2 separate regions of the Homo sapiens genome follow, and region 2 is linked to region 1. The links are chromatin contacts, found by Hi-C in ENCODE. All regions are on one chromosome and are shown on one strand. Each heading gives the region's core, a stretch centred on a gene start or an enhancer-like site at or near the end of the contact. The rest is flanking DNA. Distances are from core to core; before and after follow the strand shown. Region 1 has its middle 180 kb from the start of LINC01235. Region 2 has its middle 240 kb from the start of LINC00583.

Region 1 (5,808 bases), core at 1,764-4,263:
AGAATAACACTGTAATTTAACATTTGTTAATAGGATAAGTGAACTGAAAAAAACATATTTTTATCCATCATCTTGACTATAGCAAGAAAGATACAGACCTCATTTCATTTTTGTTATAGTTTTCACCAAAAAAGACGTTAAAGTGGTTTTCATTTTAACACCTGTGTCTTCAGAAAGCTGACCATTGTTAACCTCATTTTCTAAGAAAAAGCAAAGAGGTTACGTGATGTGCCTAGGGTCACACAGCTATGCTTAATCTTTATCCAAGCTATCTTGGCTCTTTGATTTTGGAAAGGAAGAAATGGAGGTGGTTATCTGGGGTGACAGCACTTGGAGAATGGCCAGCCACCAGCCTCTGGAAAATATCTTATTTCCAGTTACCCTGACTGCATCCAGTCATCGGAGCCCAAAGTCATTTAGTCAGTCATGGAAGATACAGAGTCCAAACCCAGTTTCCCAAGACCTCCTTTGTTCTGCTGTCCTTGGAACCAGTATTTGAACAACATTCAGTTTTTTAAAAAAATCAAAGTTTATTATTCGGTCATAAATGGAACAAAAAAAGGCCCAATGTAAGTGTGAAGCTAGCCATGGCCAGGATCTCCCCTCTCCATGTGGCACCCACAACCATCCCTTCTTTACGGTCAGAGATGACTTCTCAGACTCAAGACTTCTCAGACTCCTTTGGAAATTTGCAGCTTCCAAACAGGACGCTTTCACCTTCCTCATCAGGATGCCTGAAGGATCTCTTGAATGGGTTGAGACTTCACCAAAAAAAAAACAGGAATAACCAGTTTCTTCAGGCCACTTCTGCCTTTAAACCTTCCAAAATTTCTTAGGGAATTTAAAACCTTAAAATTAGGGTGACAAAAAATATGGGAGAATACGCCAGACCAAATGGTAATAACAATAATCATAGCTACCATTATTGAGTACTTTTCTCAGTCACCCTAATAAATAAGTTTTTATTATTTTATGTAACCCTACTTTATAAGGTTGACCTTATTTTTGTTTTATACGTGACAAAAATGAAGCTGAAAAGAAAGGAGTAATAAATATCCAGCCCTACCTAGGTCACACAGCTAGTGAAGTGGTAGTGCCAGATGTTGAAGCCCACCCCGCCCTCCCCCTAAACCACACACTTAATACCCCCCTTACGAACTTCCAGCACTTCAGGATGGGACCGTTTCCTCAAAAGGTAAGATAGCAGTATGTTTCTTATCAATAAAGCTGCTTAGTTCTTAAAGTAATGGCACCCATGAAGTCAGGTGTTAGAGGTCTAGTTCTTGTGTGGGCCTGTTGATTTCTCTCCTCTGGCCACATAACGGGCCTTTAATCCCAGCCACCTGGCCACCATTTAAAATGCGCTGTGAAGAGACTAGATATCAAAATGCTATAGATGACTTTGTAAAATCCATTCTAATAACACACCAAAAAACTGCCTAAAGTGAAAATACTGCTATCCTTGATTAGTGCCATCATCTTCACATGAGAAAAACAAGGTTATACAAAATTTCTAAGTCAAATCGCTACTGGAGCCCAGAGAGCACAGCACAATACTTTGTTTATGACAGGACCACAGTGGAGCAGCTTGCTACTTGTGGATATACATCCAGCTTTGGAGAACTCTGGTTATCATATTTTACCAAACATGGTTGTTGCAAAAACCATGATGTCCCCTCACCCACTGATAGAAATAGATTTTTTTTTTAATTTTCTCTAACTAATATGTAGGAAATGGGCTTTTTTCCTTTAGCTCCATGGATATATCAGTGTTGGGAGTAATGGAAATATTCATTTCAGCATAAAATTAGAGTTTAAAAGGTCAGTTTGAGATGTTTACAACAAACAAGTTAGAAAGAGGCAAACAAGAAACAGAAATTTTCTTTTTTAATAGGGAGAAAAAAATTACACTGATAATTGCCTAAAAATTATATTCATTTTCCAAGTGAATAAATGAGGCTTATTTGATATCACACGAGTACATAGTATTTCTTCTCAAAAACGCTTAAATTTTATATTTTAAAAATATGCACAAATATAATGGAATCAAAGTAGTTTAAGACTGTAAACATTTTAACCTGAAAATACTTCAGTTTAAAATCCTAATTTGAGAAGTCCTTTCTCCACATGGTTGTATACCTTGAAGGAAACTGTGAACACAGGTCGCAAACCAGTCTCTGTCCTGGAAATGAGTGAGTGATATTGATCTATACCCAGTCACTGATTATGCGAAGTCTCTAATGACACCTTCACAGCTTTTATAATCCAGTGGTCCAACAAAGCATGAATTTCAAATACTTTACAAAATCTTCCCTCCTGAGCATCTCTTTTTTTAATTAAAGAATAAAAGGAGTGATTGTTCAACATGATTTCAATGAAAATGAAGACTTGAATTTGTGGGTGTGTGCAATGTTGAAAATCAAAAGGAAAAAGATGCAGCACAAAAAAATCCTTCGCACAACTAATCAGATGACAAAGGTTTTGATCAGCGCGCAAGAACCAAGTGCTTTTCTTTGCTAAACGTAAAACAACGTTTGTCCAAGACTACGATTTCATACAATGTGCTTCTCATCCCACCTTAAGTTGTTTCTCTTTTAAACACTAATTTTTGCTATCTACTGCTTCAACATTCAGAAGAGCCTGCCTCAGGAGGCACAAAAGCTCTGTAATGCTGGGTTAAAGCTGGCACTTTATCCTTAACTCACCTCATTAAGTCTGGATTTTATTCGTCCTCAAAGACGTGGCTTGGAGATAGAATTCTAACCCCCTTAAATTAGAATTTTCTGGCTTTTGTCACTTTAAACCAGATCCTTAATGTTATTAAAAGGTGGGCATGTTGTTGTTTTTCCCCTTTTGGGGGAAGGGGTAGGGAGAAGAATTTAATGTTATTTTTAACGGAACTATCTTGTTAACCTTGGGGGACATCCCCGGAGCTGAAACCCATTGGAGTAATAATAGCTCAGCGACTCACTCCCTGCAGACAGCTCTGCCGAGTCAGTCTGGAAAAGCTCTTTAAAAGCACAGTCTCTGCTGGCCCTTTTCTTTTGGTTTCTGTGGAATTTTTCTTGGTAACAATTTTTAGCTGAGGGGGTTATGGACAATTGTAAACTGGAAGCATTGAAAGGAGGAGGTGGGGAGGGAGGCTGCTTGCTGCACTAATTAAAACAAAGCCTGCTTGTATAAACTGCATCCCCCCTGGTGCAAAGGGGCAAACAGCACAAGGGCCTCTCAGAGCACACAGCTCTGGATACTGCAGGGACTTATATTTTTAAATACAATTAAAAGTAATGCCCCTTTGTTGATTATACTCTCCTTGCCAAACTTGAGGACGGCTGAAGCTGCCAAACATTTACTTTTAAATTTAGTGTGCCCAGCAGCCTTCCAAATGCTGTCAGTTTCACAGAAGGCAGGGCAGTCTGTGATTAACAGCTTCCCAAGATACCAGTAAGTTGCTTGGACAATATTTCAAATGGATGCTGGTTCTGACACTGAGGAGATCAAGCCGGAATTTGGTGTCACTTTGGGGTTTAGAAGGAGGTGGGATTGTTCTTACCTCTTGATAGTACACAAGTTTGAAAGTGGAAAACATTACCAAAGCAAACTCCTCAATTACACATGTGCAAGCAGCAGAGAGTATCTGGTCCAGACCTAACTAAAAAAAACTTGTCAAATGAAAGAGAAATGCACAAACATGCCTGTACTTTGTCCTCTGAATTTTAAAAGCATCTAATGTTACATAGCTCATGTGAACTTTAAAGCACGGCCATCCATGAAGGATTCCCTTTATGGTTTTAGTGGTTGTCCTCTTTCCTTGCTGTTCACAACTATGATTATTTTATAAACCCTTTTGTAGCTGGGTTTATTTGATTTAACCTTTTAAATGTAGCTTCGTTTCTGACAATACAGGAAATATAACGCCAAAAGAAACTCTGTAGAGAAGATGGATGAGAGAATCAGACACACAATTTGAAATGAGATGTCCTGGGAAGACAACAAACTTATTTGGGACTTTCTTGATTTTTCCAGTGTGACTGTCTATAAAGCTGAATGCCAAGTTTTGATTCCTAGGTTTTATGTGGTTGCATAGGTAACAAACTAATACTTGGCGAGGTGTTCTTTTTTTTTTCTTTCTGATGAAAAATGCAGGCTTGAAAAACAAGGTGCAGCATCCGTTTTCAATTAAAAAAAATAAAAATTTAAAACCTCTCCCTCTGGGCCTGGTACTGAGCCAGGTAAGAAAATGAGATGGGTGTGGTCACTAAGAAAGCAATAAGATGAAAATACTCTTCTGCTTGAAGTAGCTTTATATTTTAGTGGGTTTTCCCTCATTCCAATAAAGAAAGTTACACTATGCTATCACTTTATTTTTAAATATTTTCTTTTAAAATCCATTTCCTTTGAATTTTTGCCAATTCTCAAGGACGCCGCATTTGACTTCTATTTTCTCTGTGCATCTCTGATTTCTGTTCGATCCCACAGGAGTAAATATTTGACATCCAGCCATTCCCAGGGGTGGCAGAGCAATGTACTAAACACAGAGACGTTTCACTTCACCAAGAAATGAAGTCAGGCTCCAGGGGATAAACAGCCATCCATAAATAACCTCTCAGAAGTAGCCTAAGGAACGTGTCCTGCAAAGAAATCCTGGCTCAGTACATTCTATTTTGTTTATTTTGCATAAAAGTTTTCTTTGTCTAGATTTGCACCAGCATGAAAACACTTCCAGCAAAATACAGTTAATACAACACAAAACCAAGTAGAAAAAAAGAAAAAAGTCCCACCTGAAAGAAAATTGACTGTTGCCCTTTGAAATGCCAAGAGAAAACAGACTTACCTGACATTCTAATGACTTTAAAAAGTGGTGAGAAGAGGAAAAGAACATGAAGGGAATTTCATGCCAGGTACGAATATTCATATCCTCTCACTGAAATCTAGGCCATGAATAGTACAGTTCAAAGCATTTTCTGTATCTGACTTCTAGAGGCAAATCCAACTGTAGTCAATAATGAGACATGCCACAAGACAACATTTGGTTGAAATATAACTGACCCACCAGTACTTGTGAGACAGCTTGAGTTTCTGCGTTTTTGATAATCTACAGGAAATTTACAATTTAAATATTTTTTTTGGAACTTCAATTACTTCACTTTAGAGGGATGAATTCAAGCAAGAAGGGTGTTGGGGAAGGGTGTGATGCACCTATGGACTATTGTATTCACTTTGAGCATAGTCATTTCACTATCACTTGGGGCATCTAAAAATGTGATACAGTTTATATTTGGATGACATGTATACATGCACTTAGCCAAATTCATATAATTTATAAAAATATTATGAACTACAAAGACCCCCACTGGAGATCAGTTACTAAGTTAATTTCTATATTAATAATTACCTAACTTTTAAAAATCAAATAAAGTCCAAAAAATATGAGTCAGATTTTCTTCTAATTCCTTTGATTTCATTTTTGTTTTTGTTTTTTTAATTTTTATCATCAGCACCCTAGGTCAAATTTTTATCATTTCAGAACTGTCTGTTCACGACAACAGACAGCCTTGTAACTGGTTTCACTGCTTCAACCTGTCTTTGTCAGTACACCCCAACATCCACCTCTAGGTTAATTATTTTAAAATCATGCTTTACACATTAATTCACTTGGACCAAAATTTGTGTTTGGACCCCACTTCCTTAAAAAGGAAGTTAAGGAAATTCAAATTCAGTTATATCACTTTCTTCTGCTATTGCAATTTTATAACTACTTGCTTCTCTAACCAAACTCTCTATGAACTATCCTTTAAATCTTTCATG
Region 2 (5,853 bases), core at 1,353-3,852, 81 kb before region 1:
GGAAATTTCTGATCTGTGAAACTCAATGTCAGGAGCATGAGAAGACAAGCCACAGACTGGAAGGAAATATTTGCAAAAGACATTTCTGATAAAGGACTATTATCCAAAATACACAAAGAACTCTTAAAACTCAACAATAAGAAAGTAAGCAACCCAAATAAAAATGGGCAAAAGACCTGAAAAGCCACCTCACGGAAGAAGATATACAGATGGTAAGTAAGCATGTGAAAAGATGCTTAATATCATTTATTATTAGAGAATTGCAGATTAAAACATCAATGAGATACACACCCAATAGAATGGCCAAAATTCAAAACACTGACAACATCAAATGCTGGTGAAGATGTGGAGCAACAGGAATGTGCATTCATTGATGGTGGGAATGCAAAATGGTACAGCTACCTAGAAAGAGAGTTTGGCAGTATTTTACAGAACTAAACATGCTTTTACCACATGATGCAGCAATTTTGCTCCTTGATATTTATCCAAATCAATTAAAGATTTGTCCATACAAAAACCTGCACAAGATGATTATAACAGATTTATTCATAATTGTCAAAAGCTGGAAGCAACCAAGATGTCCTTTAGTATGTGAGTAGATCAATAAATGATGGTACATCTAGACAATGACATATTATGCACCAAAAAGATTGAGTTTTCAAGCCTTGAAAAGACATGGAGAAAACTTAAATGATTATTACTAAGTGAAAGAAACTAATCTGGAAAGACCATATACTGTATGATTCCAACTATATGAAATTTTGGAAAGAGCAAAACTTTGGAAACAGTAACAAGATCAGCAGTTGTCACAGGTTAGGAGGAAGGAAGAGATAAATAGGCAGAGCACAGCAGATTTTTAGGACAATGAAACTATCCGATATGCTACTAAAATGGTAGATACATGTCATTCTACAGTTGTCAAAAACCCACAGAATGAGCAATACCAACAGTGAATTCTAATATAAACCATGGACTTTGGGTGATGATGAGTCAATGTAGGCTCATCAATCATAACAAATGTATTATGATGGTGCTATGAGGAGAGTAACAGTAGGGGAAGTTGTGTGAGTGTGGAGACAGGGTAAATGCAAACCCTGTACTTTGTGCTCAATTTTGCTGTGAACCTAAAACTGCTCTACAAAATGAAATTTATTAATTAAAATGTTTAAATAATTTAGATGCTTCCTATTTCAAATTTTTAGCAGAATATTCATAATAGTAATCATATCTTCAGTGTCTATAAAATTTTATAATACACGTGCATACAATTATATGCATTATATATTATATAACATATATTTATAATATGATATATATGGGTTATATATTATGTTATCTATATCATATGTTCTATAATATATGGTATTTATAATATATATGAATATATTTTTTACATAATGCATATAAATAAGCTAATTGCATTTATGTAAAACTATCCTAAAACTTAGGCTTTAATACAGACTTCTAAATTCTAATTAAATGATAATAATTAAACGCATTTATAAAGAGTCATAACTTGGCAAGGTACTTTTTGTGCCCACACTACCCTAGGGCCCTTTGAGGTAGGATCATTTTCCATATCTATTTTTAAATGAGTAAACAAAGTCATAGGAAGGTGAGTAACGATCTCAGAGCTACTCAGAGTCTCATAAGTTCTGCTAAGTTTAGACCTAGACATCTGTGAGCTTGAAAACTGTGTAAGCCCAGTTGGCTAGCTGGCTAACTTTGCATGAGTCCCTTAGGCTCAGACCATGCCCTTCATGTGTGAGAATTGCTTTATGTTATCTCTAGGTGCCCTTCCAGTCCACTTATTTATGTGGCTAGTAGGATGGAAAAGGGCCAATTACAAAAGTAAGCGAAAGGGCTTTTTTTCATCATTTACCTTACGTGAGATGTGAAGTTTAGAGGGAGAACTGCCCTCTGGGTTGATTTATTACCAAAGTTCCTGGCTTCTTCATCCCCACCAACTCCCACACTGGGAGAGGTAGAGGAACATCACAATCTAAGGATGAATTGAGAGCAAATCACATTAAGGATGCAACTTGAAGAATTTCCTTCTGTCAGCAAAGATCCAAGACCTTGTAGAAATTACCCTAACATGAAAAGTTTCTTTCAAGAAGAGATTTCCTAAAGTTCTTCACAGCAAAGCTCCACTAGGCTAAAAGCCATGGCTCTTGTTTGTTCCTACAGGGTGTTTCAGTTACAAAGTTGTTCATGTCCTTAATGTTCTCAATTTGATTCTCAACACCAACCTGTAAGATGGAGAGGAAAAGGCTTGTAATTCCCGTTGTACAGTTGAAAAAAACCTGAAAAATTAGAGAAAAGCATTTTCCCAATGTCATTGTCATAGTAAGTGGTGGAGTTGTAGAGTTTTTGACTCTTAGTCTAATGCTCTTTTCATGGCACCAGAAGTATTTGGCTTACAGACTGTTTGAATAGCTGGAGAACTGCATAAACCAAGTGATGTCCATGGACACTATGACATGGCACTATATTTCAAAACTACCAATGGGAAGAGTAGGAATGGATGTTATTTCCAATCTGAGATAATAGGTCTGAAACTTCTGGAAGCCCCTAGGCCAGCAGGTGGAGCCTCTTGTCATGCTTTTTTCCAAAGGCAGGGAGAGATTTTTTTTTTCTTGTTTTTTCAAAAACAGAAAACAATATATACATTATTAGTCAACTAGATCAGGACAGAAGAAAGGTTTTTATGCCTTTACATTTGTTTAAACTTTCCTCAGGTGCTGAGAAGGAGGAAGCTCATGTTCATTGGCCTGGAGATTCAAGTACACACAGAGACACAGAGGCATTCCAAAAAGGAACGTGAGGGTTTTGTGCAAGGCATAGGACAGTGAATATGCTCGGTGAGGCATGCAAACACAGCAAAGGAATGAAGGAGCTGCACATGGAGTGGTATGCACTTCTAAACAGCTTTCAGCAGGCCTTGGATCCACAAACAGCAGGAGACAGCCTTTCTCTATAAGAAAGGACAGTTGGAGCCCGAATGTTACTCTGGTAAACAACAGCCTGAGCCATGTGAGGAAGTGATTCCCCTTTCATACAGGTTTGCATAACATCTTTCCTTTCCCCTGGAGACGCCAGAGAAGCAGCCCTGCTCTTTGGTTCTAGACATACACATTCCTTTGCCCTGTATGCCTTTAGTGCCATGAGTAGGTCATCTTTTCCACTCCCTTCCAAAATATTTTGTTTTCCATCTCTCCCTTCTTTTCCATGTTGCTTTGAGAAAGATCCAAAACTTCCTCCTTGGTTTCTTTAGCTGTTTTTTGTTGTTGTTTCAAACCACAGCCTAAATTTAAACCATGGCTCAGGAGAGGCAACTAACTGGTGGTTATGGGTGTGGCTTCATTGTGGCCTTAGAAACAATTACCTTCAGCCAGTCTTAACCTGTGTGCAGGTAAATATAGGATACCTCTAAGTTCTATCACAGAGGCATTGTCTAGAGAATTTAGGGAAGAGCTTTCTAACTTGGGTCCTTCTTGCTTTTCTAATTTTTCTTTTTTGTTTTGCACCCCACCCCCCCCAAAACTTGCTTTTCTAATTTATTTGGCCAAAGACAGTCAGAGGAATCTTCCTAAATATTAATAGCTTTTATCATAATACTATTCTGTCCAGAAGCCTGAAATACTTCAGCTCCCCTCTACCGTTTATCTCTAAGATGATGAATTAACTGCTTAGCCTGACCTATGGTACCTCCAATGTCTGGTCTCAACTTACCTTCTCAGTCTTCTTGCCCATTTTTTCATTATAAACCAGCCTGGATGACTTATTTTCTTTCATATTCTTTCTTCCACCTCTTGGTTGCACCTGTCCCTCTTTGAGTGACCTCTTCATTCCTGTTAGTTTATCTGATATCTTCCGATGTTTGTTCAAGGTCCAGCTGAATATCTCCTTTTCAATGAAGGCTTTCTCAATTTCTCTACATTGCATCTCTACTCCCCTGCTTTGAAACTAAGAGAATATCTATTTTACTCAAATAACACTTCATATTCTGGCCTGTGTCCTTTTAGTCCCTGTATAATTGCTTTTGTTGAACTGTGGTCTGCTATTATACCACTATCCCACATTAAAAAAAAAAAAAAAAACTTTATGAGAAACAACCCAGCAAAAAGCACTGTGAAATATATTGTATGGATGTTATTGGGGACATGATTTGATATATTTTACAGTGTCTTTTTCATGCAGGCCCGTGGGGAAAAATGTCTCTCAGTCCTCAAAACCAAGAATAGGTGGCCTTCTCCTGAGCTGCTATTTTGTTTTTATCTTGTGATCATCATGAGTCATGTCTCCCTCTTTTTTTTTTCTGAGACAGAGTCTCGCTCTGTAGCCCAGGCTGGAGGGCAGTGGCACGATCTCGGCTCACTGCAAGCTCCACCTCCCAGGTTCACGCCATTCTCCTGCCTCAGCCTCCCGAGTAGCTGGGACTACAGGCATCCACCACCATGCCCGGCTAATTTTTTGTATTTTTTTTAGTAGAGACGGGGTTTCACTGTGTTAGCCAGGATGGTCTCGATCTCCTGACCTTGTGATCCACCCACCTCGGCCTCCCAAAGTGCTGGGATTACAGGTGTGAGCCACCGCGCCCGGCATCTCCCTCTTTTCATAGACTCAGAGCCAGAATTGTAGCCCACCACAAGTAACAAGTGACACTTAATGTCATGTATTTGGCGGGGGTTGGGGGGGCGGTGCTTGGGTGCAGTAATAGCATTAACTTTGGCTTATTTTTATTTCCTGTCTTTATTTTTCTTTCCTCCAGTTTTCTCCCTTATTTATTTTACAATCTGGTAATTGTGCATATCTTTGTAAAAAGGTTCAAATCATTTTTGGAATTGTATGAGGATATATATACATGTAAAACAAATAATTCCTTGCCTTACTTTTTAATCTTAAAATGTACAGAAATCTTAAATATGTAGATTGAATTTTTACATATGTAGATACCTGTGTAAGCACCACCTAGATCAAGACATAGAACATTCCAGAGTGCCAGAAAGTACCAGTTCCTTTCATTATTAACTTATCTTTTCATGTGACTCTGTGTATCTTGGCTCCACAGCTATTCTGAATATTGTTTGAGGATAAGACTGTAGCTATTTGTACCCTGCAGAGAGCCTAATAGGGTTTCTGGAGCATAGTAGGTAATCAGGATGTAGTTATTGACTGAAGGAAAGGACTTGTTCCAAAAAAAGGAGATATGGTTTGGCTGTATTCCCACTCAAATCTCATCTTGAATTCACACGTATTGTGGGAGGGACCTGATGGGAGGTAATTGAATCATGGGAGCAGTTCTTTTTCATGCTGTTCTCATGACAGTAAGTATCACAAGATCTGATGGTTATTATAAGGGGGCGTTTTCCTGCACAAGCTCTTTTTGGTTGCTGCCATCCATGTAAGATGTGACTTGCTCCTCCTTGCCTTCTGCCATGATTGTGAGGCTTCCCCAGCCACATGGAACTGTAACTCCAATTAAACCTTTTTCTTTTGTAAATTGCCCAGTCTTGGGTATGTCTTTATCATCAGTGTGAAAATGGACTAATACAGAAGGAGATGGCTAAGTCCCAGTGCTGACCCAGAGCACTTTGTGCAGCCCTCAGGTAGAGATCAAAAGCTGTCTGTCCTGTTTGTCCCTGGTGCTCTAGTCTCTGGTACAGGGCCTGGCACTTTGTATATATGTTCTTTATGGACTTAAATATATATCTGCTTAACTGAAGAAGCCTTTTCATATCTACTACTGTCTCAGTTGGATGGTGTGTGAGTAGTTTTTCTAATTCTGGAAACTGGGCTGGAAAAACTTGCCATGCTATCACTGAGCATATTTCCTTGAAGGATATGTCT

What was found. A loop is a pair of places that touch in the nucleus more often than their neighbours do. Pooled maps may share reads with other maps.
Region 2: a loop to region 1 is called in a map of heart left ventricle, with 2.2 times the contacts of the local background. The contact joins two enhancer-like sites. A Hi-C loop is called at or near these places in 6 of 168 maps with a recorded cell type or tissue (Right ventricle myocardium inferior, heart left ventricle, heart right ventricle and 1 more) and 5 of 50 pooled maps.

What each region holds. Positions count from the first base shown.
Region 1 is chr9:13,605,541-13,611,348 of GRCh38, reverse strand. No RefSeq gene overlaps it. Among named protein-coding and RNA genes, the nearest start is that of LINC01235, 180 kb to the right of the region's middle. Within about 2 kb of position 3,013, at least 5 of the 41 ENCODE cell types and tissues checked have a DNase peak (open chromatin) inside an H3K27ac peak, as active enhancers do.
Region 2 is chr9:13,685,925-13,691,777 of GRCh38, reverse strand. No RefSeq gene overlaps it. Among named protein-coding and RNA genes, the nearest start is that of LINC00583, 240 kb to the left of the region's middle. RefSeq lists an enhancer at 2,712-3,252. Within about 2 kb of position 2,602, at least 4 of the 41 ENCODE cell types and tissues checked have a DNase peak (open chromatin) inside an H3K27ac peak, as active enhancers do.